2 separate regions of the Homo sapiens genome follow, and region 1 is linked to region 2. The links are chromatin contacts, found by Hi-C or POLR2A ChIA-PET in ENCODE. All regions are on one chromosome and are shown on one strand. Each heading gives the region's core, a stretch centred on a gene start or an enhancer-like site at or near the end of the contact. The rest is flanking DNA. Distances are from core to core; before and after follow the strand shown. Region 1 overlaps HDAC9 (histone deacetylase 9). Region 2 has its middle 140 kb from the start of HDAC9.

Region 1 (6,020 bases), core at 1,291-3,790, 200 kb after region 2:
AGCGATGCATTTTCTGATCACTAAGAATAGCAAGGCCAAAGGCACTAGGATGTGAGATGCCTGGAATGTTTAAGAAACAGCAGGGAGATCAGAGTGGCTGGAGTAGAGTGGTGAGAGGAGAGTAGGTGCAGGTGAGGTCAGATAGGAAAGAAAGATCTGACTACAAAGGGCTTTTGAAGGTGTTGGTTTTTACTCTGAGCAAAATAGTCAGCCATGGCAGGGCTTTCAGCAGAAGACCACATGATCTCAATTATAGTTTAGGACCCTAGCAATCCTGTTGAGAAAGACATTGGCTTATTCTATACTCTTAGCTGTGAAGGTAGAGAGAATTATTATTCATATTATTAACAACAACCACATACATCAAAAAACCCTCAGGATATTTTGAAGATAGAGTCAAAGGGATTTCCTGATGAATTTAATACAGATTGTGAGAGAATGGAAGGGGTAAAACATGATTCCAAGGATTTGGGCATGAGCATCTGGAAGGTTAGTGTTGCCAACAACCAATATGGAGAAGATGGCATATGGAGCAGGTTTGAGGGGGAATGTCAGGAGATCTTTTTTTAGATATGGTAACTTTGATATATCTTTTAGACATACAAGTAGACATTGCTTGTAGGCAGGTGGGTATATGAGTCTGGAGTTCATGAAAGAGATCCAGGGCAGAGATACATATCTGAGAGTTGCCAACACATAGTGATATTTATCATGAGATTAGATGAGGTTACCGAGGAAGTGACTATAGGTGGAGAAGAAGACCAAGAACTAAACCCCGGGGAACCAGAGTTAAGAAGTCAGGGAATAGACAAGGAACCAGAAAATGAGACAAGAAGCAACTAGTGAGATAGAAACCCTGACAATGTGTGTCCTCTCAGCCAAAAGAAGAATAAGTATCAAAAGCGATCCAATTACTAAACTGTGTCTCTTACCTCAGTGCAAATGTGTATGATGTGATTCAATATCTTCCTGTATCCCTAATTTTATTTTTATTCTATTTTTATACTGGAAAACAGGATCATTTTTTGTTTGAAATTTAGCCTGCTAAGAAAAAGTAGACTTTGTTGTTATTGTTGCTTAAGTTTCAAACAGAATCAACATTGTTTAAAATTGTTTTAAGAACTAGATTTGGTGTTAACAGTTTTTCTGTGGTGAGTCTGAATTTCCTTGAGCCGTTATTTACAGCAGAAGGTAACCACTACACTTATTCTAGGAGGCTGGATTGAAATGTATTTTATGTATTATTATCTTAGGAAAAAGATATTAAGCATCTTATCTTTATTATGATCACATTTGTTATTATCAGCATCTTCTATAGATAGTACTTTTTGAGGCTACATGTTATTGTGGACTTGTGCATTTTTAAAAGATTAAGCATTTGGCTTGGAATTATCAAGTAATCCTGTGTAGTAACTGTGATTAAAATTATACAGGAATTCATTTCAAACTGTGACAAATATATTGTAGCTTACACTCTTATTGAATTTGTTCATATATTTTATCAAGAATGTCAAGTATTTTTACATTAGGTTTATGTAGGTTTATAGGTGGAAATATAAATTATTAGTAATGCAAATTATGATCTTGAAAAAGTAGCTAGATTTTCAGGTTTTCCTTTTTTTTGAGCCTGCAGACTATTTGGAAATTAATTTGCATTTTTTTGGTGTGTATTTATATTGTCTTTTGCTTATATTCTGCATTACAGGATTCTGAGTTTCCACTTAATGAGTAGGCTTTACAGTACCCACAAATTACTGCAACAAAGTTAAAAAAAAAAGCACTAGAAGCCTAATGAAATGGACTGCTGAGAACAGAGCTGAATAAACACAAGCTTCCCTTTTTGCAGTGACTGTTCCAAACTAAGCAGAAGCTGCTTCTTTATTTCAGGGAAGGAAAAATAATGACCCGGTTTTCTTTATTTTTCTGGTGAGCAATTTAACTGCTACCTCCATTTGGCATATTCTCCCACTTCTTTTACTGGAATGGGCTATAACTGTAGGTATGGCATTCTTTGCCACAATGTATATTTTCCTTACTGCAGTGTATATTTTGAGCCATATTTACCAACACAGATATTTACTTTTTCTCTGAGATGTGGTCTAGAAGCAATTGTTCAGAGAGAAATTCAACACTGACTCTAGAGGTAAACCTGTACCCGGCATTTCAGTGTGTATGTGTGTTTGTAGAATTATCATCAAAGAGAGAAGATTATTCTTCCAGATGGCATTTACCTTAATAAAAACTGCTAATATGCACAAGCTTGAAAACCATTTCTAATCCAAGTGTACTGGCAGCGTGTTATTTTCAGGAGTAGTTGCATTAACTCTTTGAACCTTTTAAAAAAATTATCTTCTACTTTTGAACTAGGTCTTTTGAAAGATAATAGCTATCCTAAGTAAGTTATCCTTTGAGTACTGTGCGTGTGCACCTTTGTGTGTATTTGTGCTGTGCGTAAACCATTGTGTATTTTGGCATGGCCCAAGTCAGCAGGAAGGCTCCAGGGCTGAGGCTGCTTTCATCCTCTGATACACCCTCACAACCTTCCTGTTTTACGATAATTCTGAAACCTAACGCTCCTGCTACTTTTAACTCAGAACTGTGTTTATTTGCCTGTGGCCTGTTTTATTGTAAAATAAAAACCTTAAGAACCCTATGTTTTTAGGGTGCTTTTCCCCCCTCAAGAACACTGTGGTTGTCTTAAAGCCTAAATGACTGTGTTTTAATGATGTGTAAAGATTCAGTAAAAAATAAATCATGGCAATTTTGTTTTAAGAAGAAACTTTTAAAGGCAATACGTGCTGCAGACTTCAAAAAGTCTAATCAAACAATTAAGAACAAACAGTACTTGTGTGAACTTATCATTTTATTCTGCACTTTTCATAACATATTAGGTGTTAAGCTTCGAAAGATTCTGCTTTAATTCCGGGTAACTATTGGTAGGGGATTTAAGTCACAATTATTTAAACATAAGTTTTTCACAGATCTTGAATGTCTCTGGGAATTTTCTCCCCGAGGCAAATAATAGAGGGAATTAAAGCTGATTTGTTTTCTTTGCCAATTGAAATTATGAGATAGGTGGCTGCCACTGATTTTATCTTACCTACGAGCATCCTACAGCCCCTTATGTTCTGGTAATGCCCCTGATGGTGATGCATAGTAAATAGTGGAGTAAATTAGAAGAGAGTTATAGGTGTGATGGGAGTAATGGATAAGTTAAATGCCGTCTTTATCCTCAAGGGACTTACAGTCTGGCTCAGTATTTCTTATGAAGGGAGGGTGGGACACTATTGGCATTTTAGGTAGGGCAGTTCTTTTCTTGTATGGAAATGTTCCACACATTGTAGGAAGTTAAGTTTCTCTGGCTCCTGCCTAGTAATTATTAGTAGCACCGTTAGTTACTGTGACAGTAAAAAATAAGTCCATATATTTATCAGATGTCCTCTAGAGAAGGTATTAATTCTAATCCTTCTTCCTTAGAACAGTTGGAAGATCTGAAATATACACTATATGCATAAGAAGTGATTATAGAACTGTATTGTCTATATTGTCGAAACTATGTTAAAGGAATGATGCATACCATAAAAGCGAAGAAAAGACAGGAAAAAAAAAGGCTGGTTAGTTGCCTCTGTGTACACCAACTGGTATTACAGATCACTTTTTTTTTTTTTTTTTTTTTTTTTTTGAGACGGAGTCTCTGTCATCACCCAGGCTGGCGTGCAGTGGCGCGATCTCGGCTCACTGCAAGCTCCACCTCCTGGGTTCACGCCATTCTCCTGCCTCAGCCTCCGGAGTAGCTGGGACTACAGGCGCCCGCCACCACGCCCGGCTAATTTTTTGTATTTTTGGTAGAGACGGGGTTTCACCGTGTTAGCCAGGATGGTCTCTATCTCCTAACCTTGTGATCCACCTGCCTCGGCCTCCCAAAGTGCTGGGATTACAGGCGTGAGCCACCGCGCCCAGCCCAGATCACTCTTGAAGATCATGCTGATTCTTCTGCTGTGACTATCCTCTTCTGTCTCCCTCCTTCTTTTTTTTCTGCCCTGGATAACTCCTACTTAACCATCAAGATAAACTAAATTGTTATACCTTCCAAGAAGCCCTCATGAGCTTTCTCTCTTCTTAGACTGGGTGGGATGACTATGAACCTGGTTCTTACAAATCATTGGGTGCATCTCTGTCACTGTCTTCTAGAATTCTATTGACATCATCTGTTAAGGGTCCTTTCTATCTTCTCAGTAGCTTCTATGTGTATATTGCAGGCAGGAACTATATACTACATCTTTCTTACCTAGTTAAATTCTATGTGTGAAGTGCATATTCAATTAACTGACCTGAACTTGGCAGAAACATATAAAATTGTGTAGTTGTATAGTTGATGAAAACATATAAAATGTAGTTTCATTATTTTTTGACATCAAATTAAAATTCTGTTCAAAAGTCTCCTTTAATATAACTTTGCTCATTTAAAAAAGATTCTTATGCCCCACTGTTGGAAATATAATTTGGTACAATGCTTTTGGAAAGACATTTGGCAGTAGGTATCAAGAGATTTACAAGTTCATGGTATTTGATTCATTAATTCCATTTCTGGGAACCTCTCCTAAGGAAACAATTCTAATTATAGAAAAAGCCTGATACTCAAAAGTCTGCATTTCAAAACTGTTACTAACAGCAAAAAATTCCGAAGTCTTCAAGAAGTCTGGGGAATGGGAGCTTGGTTAATTATTGACAATCCAATTCTAATGGATAATTTTGGGACAATTGTGGGGAATTGTGTGTGAATATGATCTGGCTTTTAGATGTGATGAAATTATTCTGAAATAGATGGAGATTGTTGACCCCCCAAAATAATATAGCTACAATACAATATGACTATATTACCTCATTTTAGTATACACACGGAGACAGACACAAACACACAGATGTGTGTATATGAAAAAGATCCAAGAGGATATACTGGATCTTAGCAATGCTAACATCTGGGTATTAGGAATTGGTGTTGATATTTTCTGTATTTTATTATTTCCTAATTTCTACAATACCCATTTACAGATGTAATAATAAACGATATTTTTAAAAAACAAGGAATCGAAAATAATTTAAATGTTCATTAGTAACATATGGCTAAATTAATTATTGTAGGTCTGTATTCTAAGTTATTTCATTATATTCAAAGACAATATGAGAAATTTTTATAACATGGCAAAATAGTTGTATTGTAGTATTCAGTGAAAAGAGCAAGATGAAAACCTTTTTACATAGGTTGGTCTACACTCCAAAAGTAGATCTCACAGTGATTTTTTTCTACATGGTAAAATCTTGGGATTTTCTTTTTATTTTCTTGAATTATTTTTCTTTAGTAAATATATCTTTTTAATTGGAAAAATAAATATATCATCAAAAATTCTGTTAAAAATGTTCATGCTTCAAAAGTTTCAGGTTATTGTTGGAGGCAGTTCAAAAATGTTATAGCTGTGAATCATGGCTGTATTTAAATACAGGTAGCACTTCGTGTTAGAAATATGTGTTGGGAGGGGTTTATATTGTGTGTTTATGTAAAGATAGGGTAAGATTTCACAAACTTCTTATAGACAAAAACAGTTACAAAGATTTGTGTCATTTTAGCATAAAGGTGAGTTCCTTAATATTACTTTTTATTAAATCATTTATTCATTCCTTCATTCAATAATTATCCATTGAGCAAGGGCTTGGGTGCCCAAGATTCAGAAATAAGAAATGTAGTAGGAAACAACACCTAAAATTGACTTTTCTCTCACCTTTTGGGCAAAAATTGGAAGACAGTTAAATTCTTTTACGATAGCAGTATCCTATGTGATCAAAAATTCAAAGCGTCTTTACTATCTAAATAATGTCTATTGAATTTTCAGATGTTCTCTCAGCTCTTTAATTAAGTTCACTAATTTCTGTCTCAATCCAGTGTTGAAGTCAGCAGCCAAATGCCACATATGGAAAAATGTTCCTCTGGAAGTAAATTGAATATTTTAAAAATTACTGTCACT
Region 2 (6,012 bases), core at 2,126-4,625:
CTTTTAACAGCCTCACCATATAGGGTGTTGCAGAAGGTCAGCTCGGCGGCCAGCAAAATATCTTCCAGTACCTTAACAAATCAGCAAAATATTTTGAGAAATGCTTTACTTTTATGAACAAATACCCTGCTAGTTATTGGATTTGTCATAGCATCTAAGGTTTCTCTCATAACCATACTGACCTTCATGTGCTATTGTATTACAAAACCAACTCTTTATGTAATCAAACCTAAGGAAGAATGCTTAATTAGCTATACATGACCCTGTGTTATGATACAGGCATACAAAAGTTATTTTCTTCAGCACTATCTAGCTATTGTACAAAGAAACTTCTTTATAAAGTAAGACATGGGATATTTGATGTCTCAGGAGTAAAGTAATATTGGGATTTTTTTTTTTCCTCTGCAAGCTGTTTGAGAGCTTTCAGCAGGGGGATACCGTATTTAAAGGTAGCCTAAGATCTCATAACTCCATGTGTCACAAAAACTGTGTAGGTTATGAAAGACTTTTCTCGTGAGCAAAACAACTGTGCTTTTTAGCTCTAAATCATGACATAGTCTTGTTATACCACAAAGAATTAAAGAATGTTAAGTAAATGACTTTCTTCCCTCCCTCTGTGCCTCTGAGGATAGTTATTAATGCCGATTCTTGCTGCTGAGTGATCCTGAAGCTACTGTGGCAACCTTTTTATTCCCTGAGTGCAAATGAATCCTCTATGAGGTAATTGAAGGAAATTGATGACATTATTTGCTGTATCTTGGGTATCAACAGCATATAAATGAAAAACACAGCAGAATGCCTGGCCTGTGTTACCACATTGACCTACACATTTGGATCTGAAAGATCTCGAGCTATTTTCTGCCTAAGCAGACTTTGCACCTTTGTGTTTTATAGTGAAGTAGCAGGTACACAACTTTTTAAAATCATGAACTCCTAGCATTGGATTACCACCACCTGGTGTAAGGGATAGGTTTTATAGAAACACAAAGAGCATGGACTTATTCTTTTCATTTTTGTTCTTCTTTGCCAATTTTAATGTTATCTTCACAATCTGAACAGTGTGACCTGTTTCACCTTCTTTTATTTTGAATGTTAGTGTATGCACATTCTAAGCCAAGGGTGGCTTTACCCTTTAAGTTAAATTAAACCATTTGGGACTTAGCAAATTCTGGGTTGTATGTTTTAAGGTGAAAAAAAAGCACTAAAAAGAAAATTTAAAAGAAATTTTATCATCATATAGGGTGTGGATGAATGATTCAAATAGAAAACCTATTTTAAATCAGCCCTACTGAATGAACTATACTAAAAGGACATTTATTTACCTAGTTAGGGAAAAAAGTCACTTTAAATATGGTCTCTAGTTACTTTTCTTCCCATTTATTACATTTGCCACTTCATTGTGACCTTACTATGACCTTGTAGTTTATGGGCTAAAGGTAACCATTATGCAATAATGAAAATATGCAGGCCAGTCTTTACCACCTTGAAAAAATTGGTTTCTTATATTTTGTTTAAATTAACACACTTTGCTATTTATAAAGCTCTGCTCTACGGTGCTTGAAAGAGGAGAGAAGAATTAATCGCAACTAATGTGCAGATTTAGGCTTTTAGAGACTGTGTTTAGTGGAGGTGAGTCAGCAGGCCTTGTTATATTAATTATAGTGGTTTGATTCTCTACTGGTTTTGATTCACAGAGATATGCGCTGTACGTAAGAATTAAAGCATCAATTGCTTAGGAGAAAAAGGAACTTAAAAATCAAACCATTAATACCTATCTTTGCTTTCTTCTTTTGTCTAATTTGTTTTATTTTAGTTATCCAGGCCCAGATTTCCTCCACTTTCCCTTTGCCTTGATCCCAAAACCTGACCTCTGTGAAAAAGGCAATTCATCAATTGGATGTGGTGAGGGAAATGCCCTTCAGAAGGATCTAAAACAGGCAATACAAAAAGCTTTAGACAGTCAACACATCGGGGCACGTAAGCTCTGATGTGACTTGTTATCTCTGAGACCAGTGTTTGCATTCTTCCTGGTTTGTTCCTTAGGCTTGGAAATGCACTGAAACCACAGCTGGTCTTGAAGAGCCATAGAGGATGTGATACAAGGAATGATAAATTAATAATTACAGATCCTCAATCTGCTTATTGTCAGTCATTTTTTCTACCACCAGTTACAAATCCAGTCTTTATTCTCAAACAGAAGTGATGATAATTATCCTTGGTAAAATAACTTTCACATAATGTTGATTGCAGACAGTCACCAAGGGCTATGCTCCAAGTACACTTCTCACCATTTTTATACATGAAATAAAAACTCTTATTATCTCCACTTGTCCATGAGGAAACCAATGTACAGAGAAATTAAGTACCCTTCTCAGGGTTACACAGAAATTCAAGAGCTGGATTTTTACCACAAAGGATGGTTTAGAGCCTCTGGTCTTAACCTTCCAAGAGTCTGGGTTCTTGGGAATCTTCATTTTCAACATAGGCTCTTTATACTACCAGAACTAGCATGTTCTTCAGATATTCAAAACGGAGACTTTTAATAAGTTCATTATTAAAGAAGTGAATAATTTAGGATTAAAAAAATTCTGTTAAAAATGGGTTGCTCATAATTAATGAAGGCAGATATTTAAACCATGAATCCTTTATAAAACCTTGGGATGTGAAAGCTTATTTTGAAATGGACTGTTGGACTGCATGCTAAAAGTATACCCAGAGTGAATTTTCAGAGACATTAGAGACAAATTTAACATCACCCTCAAATCTGTGGAAGGTTAAATATACAGAGTGTGAGACATTGAGAATTAGGCATTTACAGGTACTTTTCCCCAGAGTTTGGTTTGGTGAGGGATTTAACCCCCATTTCGTGACACTGATCAAGGCAGGACATTTTGAAGGAAAAGCACTACAAAAAGGAGGAATTGCCTTGTCATGTTATGAAGCATTTAATTCTAAACTTCTCTGTTTTAAAAACAAAAGAGGCCTATCTATAGATAAACAAAGTAGACTCGTGATTTCCAAGGGCTGGGGCAGGAATGGGTGGGTATTAGCCATAAACTGGCTAGAGGGATCTTACTGCAAGCGATTGAAATGTTCCAAAATTGGATTATAGTGATCATTGTACAATCTGGTTTAAATGAACTTTGAAATCATTGAATTGTACCCTTTAAATGACCAAATTTATGGTATCTAAATATACCTTAGTAAAGTCATTTTTAAAAATGCATGTAAAAAAACTAAAAAAGAAAAAAAGGAAGATCCAGAATTGGGTCTTCAGACAGAATCATTATTTGCATCAAATTCAGAATTTCCCGTACATGATATTAATTTACTTCTCTAATTTGAAGTATGACACTAAATGTAACACGTTAGGTCATACATTTGGCAAAGACAAATTCTTCCTGCCTGTACTTTTTCCTTTCAGTTTTTAATAGGTGGCGCCATTATTCTTTGTAGCCTCTAGAGGGCAGCACATAGGTTTTTTTTTTTTTTTTTTTTTTTTTTTAAAGACAACAAACTTGTAACTCCCAAGCATCAAGAATGCCCAGTTGTTTCAGATGAACTCTCCAATTTTAGTTCATCCTGACGACCTCACAGTGGAGGACCTTCCTATAGTGACTCCTGCGAATGAATCCTCCCTTCCTTCCTGTTAGTTGCTCCCTTTCACCTCTGGCTATTTAATGTCCTTGAAAGATCTTTCAGCTCTCTCTACAGGGGAACATAGGAGTAATTTCAGTTGAAACTTTCACAACCTTTTTCCTTTAGAGAGCTTGATTTTTAGGTAAAGACAATAGTCAGTTAATGAATAAAACCGGTATTTGCACATGGGGGAGGGTTGATGCCCAGGAGATTGTCATAAGAATTCCTGACACAAGTTCTTCAGATCGCATCGGAAGAATCCGGCTATGCCAAAAGATAAATGTAGAGTTCTCCTCAATGTATGAATAACTAGGGATGCAGGATTTAAAATCTATAAGAATTTTTAAAGTTGTAAGACATAAGCATCCTGGTGTGTTTTTTGATTGTTGTTCTTTTCATTTAATTATTTATTATTAGTTTATGTACAGTAGAAGCCAACAAATAAGGGTTGGAAAGGTAAATTAACTAGCATTAAGGTATATACTGAAAGTCATTTTAAGAAATGCCTTACCTCTTCTCATCCCCACGATTAATGGCATTTTCCCTATGATCATTGAATTTTAAAAATACCTGGAAATTTATACCATTCTAGGATCTTATAGAATCTTATAGGATTTATTGGAGTTGATTTTAGTGTAGGAGCCTGAAACAGTTTTAGGTCCCCCTCACTATGTCTTATTGTTACTTCGTTTCTGACATTCTTCCTATATATCCAATCTAATATATATGTGAAAAAGGGTAGACATCAATCAGTATTAAGAAACAATGAGAAATGCCTGAACAGACCTTTAAGCTGTGATTTAAAAAAATCGTATTTGGGTGATCCTAGCAGTTAAATTGACTTTTTCTTTCCTTCTGTCGTCTCTGTTCTCCTTTTTTTTCCTCAGTAAACTTTGATTGCTTGCTAATTGTGTGCTAGGCCTTGTTTGGTTGTTTATTGAGAGAAAGAAATAAAGGAGAAGGGAGAGAACACAAACACAATTTCTGCCCTTGTGGAATTATAGCCAGTATAGGAGACAGACAAAACAGTATATAAACAAAAAATAACAATACATAATTACAGATTGAAATCAATTCTAAGAAAAAAAAGGTCAGTAAGTATATATAACCTTTGGGGCCAACTTTAGGCTAGAGAGTTAGGAAAGAATTTCTGAGGAGGTGAACTTAGGTGGCCCTACCACATAAAGGATTGGGCAAAGGGTTATCCAGGCAGAGGAACAGAGTATGAGAAGGCCCTGAGTCAGGAAGGAGCATGGCTTGTTGCAGAAACTGAACTAGTGTCTCAGTGTTTCACTGTGAATCAAGAAGTAAGCTAGGATGTGGCTTGGGGAGGTAACTGGCCAGGACTGAAAGATCTTTGTGAGGAGCTTGGATTTGTTTCTAGGTTGAGTGATGCCTCCAGAGGGCAAAAGAAAAACAGCAACATTATCTGATTTTGCTTTTGATAGGATTATTCTGGTTTCTCTATGGAGATTGGATTGGAGAGGGGCTCATATGAATGTGGCAGAAGTTTAGAAGGTGTAGCTGGGTGTGGTGGTGGGCACCTGTAATCCCAGCTACTCGGGAGGCTGACGCAGGAGCATCACTTGAACCCCGGAGGCAGAGGTTGCAGTGAGCTGAGATGGTGCCATGCATTCCAGCCTGGGCAACAGAGAGATACTCCATCTCAAAAACAAAGCAAAACAAAACAACAACAAAGAAGTTTAGAAGGTGGTTGTGATCTAGACAAAAATGCTCTTGCAACTGAGTTTCACCTGCAATTTAGGAATGGGAAGTAATGTGTTGAGTCCACTGATGTTGGGAGCACAAACACTTATGTAGGAGGTAGAAGAAACAGTTTTTTTTCCTATAAAGTTATAAATAGCTTTTAGCTTATTAGGTGTGGCTATGTTGAGACAGTAGTTAATGATTAGTGGGATATTTAAAAGTGATTTTGGAAACATGAATATCTTGTGATTTTTATTTTATGCAAACTGGCATTGATTTTAAAAGCTGAGGCAATTTAAGCAACTTCGAATGAGTGTTTTCTCTCTGAGGGTTGGAATTTGGAAAAAATTGAAATATGGGAGCAGATGAGAACATGAAGAACTTGATAAGTATACCTACATATCCTTTGATATCATTGTTAGGAACTTATCTTTTAATCGAATGCATGGTGCCATAGGTTATTCCTTCTCTATATCACTTAGTACTTAAGAACACAAAACTAGACATTAGTAGAATTTACAGATACACATTTGATTCCTGGCTTTACCACTTACTCTAGCTATAACTTTAGACACCTGTCCCCTCACTGATATTTCTGAACTGGAAAATTGAGGTATAATAACCACGTTAGAAGAATGTGGTGAGGATTATGTGAAAAAATTTATG

Evidence for each region. A loop is a pair of places that touch in the nucleus more often than their neighbours do. ChIA-PET counts read pairs that join two places held with the same protein, here RNA polymerase II (POLR2A). Pooled maps may share reads with other maps.
Region 1: a loop to region 2 is called in a map of astrocyte of the cerebellum, with 5 times the contacts of the local background. The contact joins two enhancer-like sites. A Hi-C loop is called at or near these places in 10 of 168 maps with a recorded cell type or tissue (B cell, GM23248, IMR-90 and 7 more), 4 of 37 single-sample maps with no recorded cell type and 2 of 50 pooled maps. POLR2A ChIA-PET finds 5 or more read pairs at or near these places in 2 of 52 experiments (AG04450 and MCF 10A).

Annotation. Positions count from the first base shown.
Region 1 is chr7:18,550,673-18,556,692 of GRCh38, forward strand. All of the region lies in intron 2 of HDAC9 (histone deacetylase 9), which reads left to right. Among named protein-coding and RNA genes, the nearest start is that of HDAC9, 58 kb to the left of the region's middle. RefSeq lists an enhancer at 1-354. Within about 2 kb of position 2,541, at least 6 of the 41 ENCODE cell types and tissues checked have a DNase peak (open chromatin) inside an H3K27ac peak, as active enhancers do; they include B cell, where a contact is called at or near this core.
Region 2 is chr7:18,352,881-18,358,892 of GRCh38, forward strand. It overlaps a transcript of HDAC9 not described here. Among named protein-coding and RNA genes, the nearest start is that of HDAC9, 140 kb to the right of the region's middle. RefSeq lists a silencer at 4,826-5,120. Within about 2 kb of position 3,376, at least 3 of the 41 ENCODE cell types and tissues checked have a DNase peak (open chromatin) inside an H3K27ac peak, as active enhancers do; they include B cell, where a contact is called at or near this core.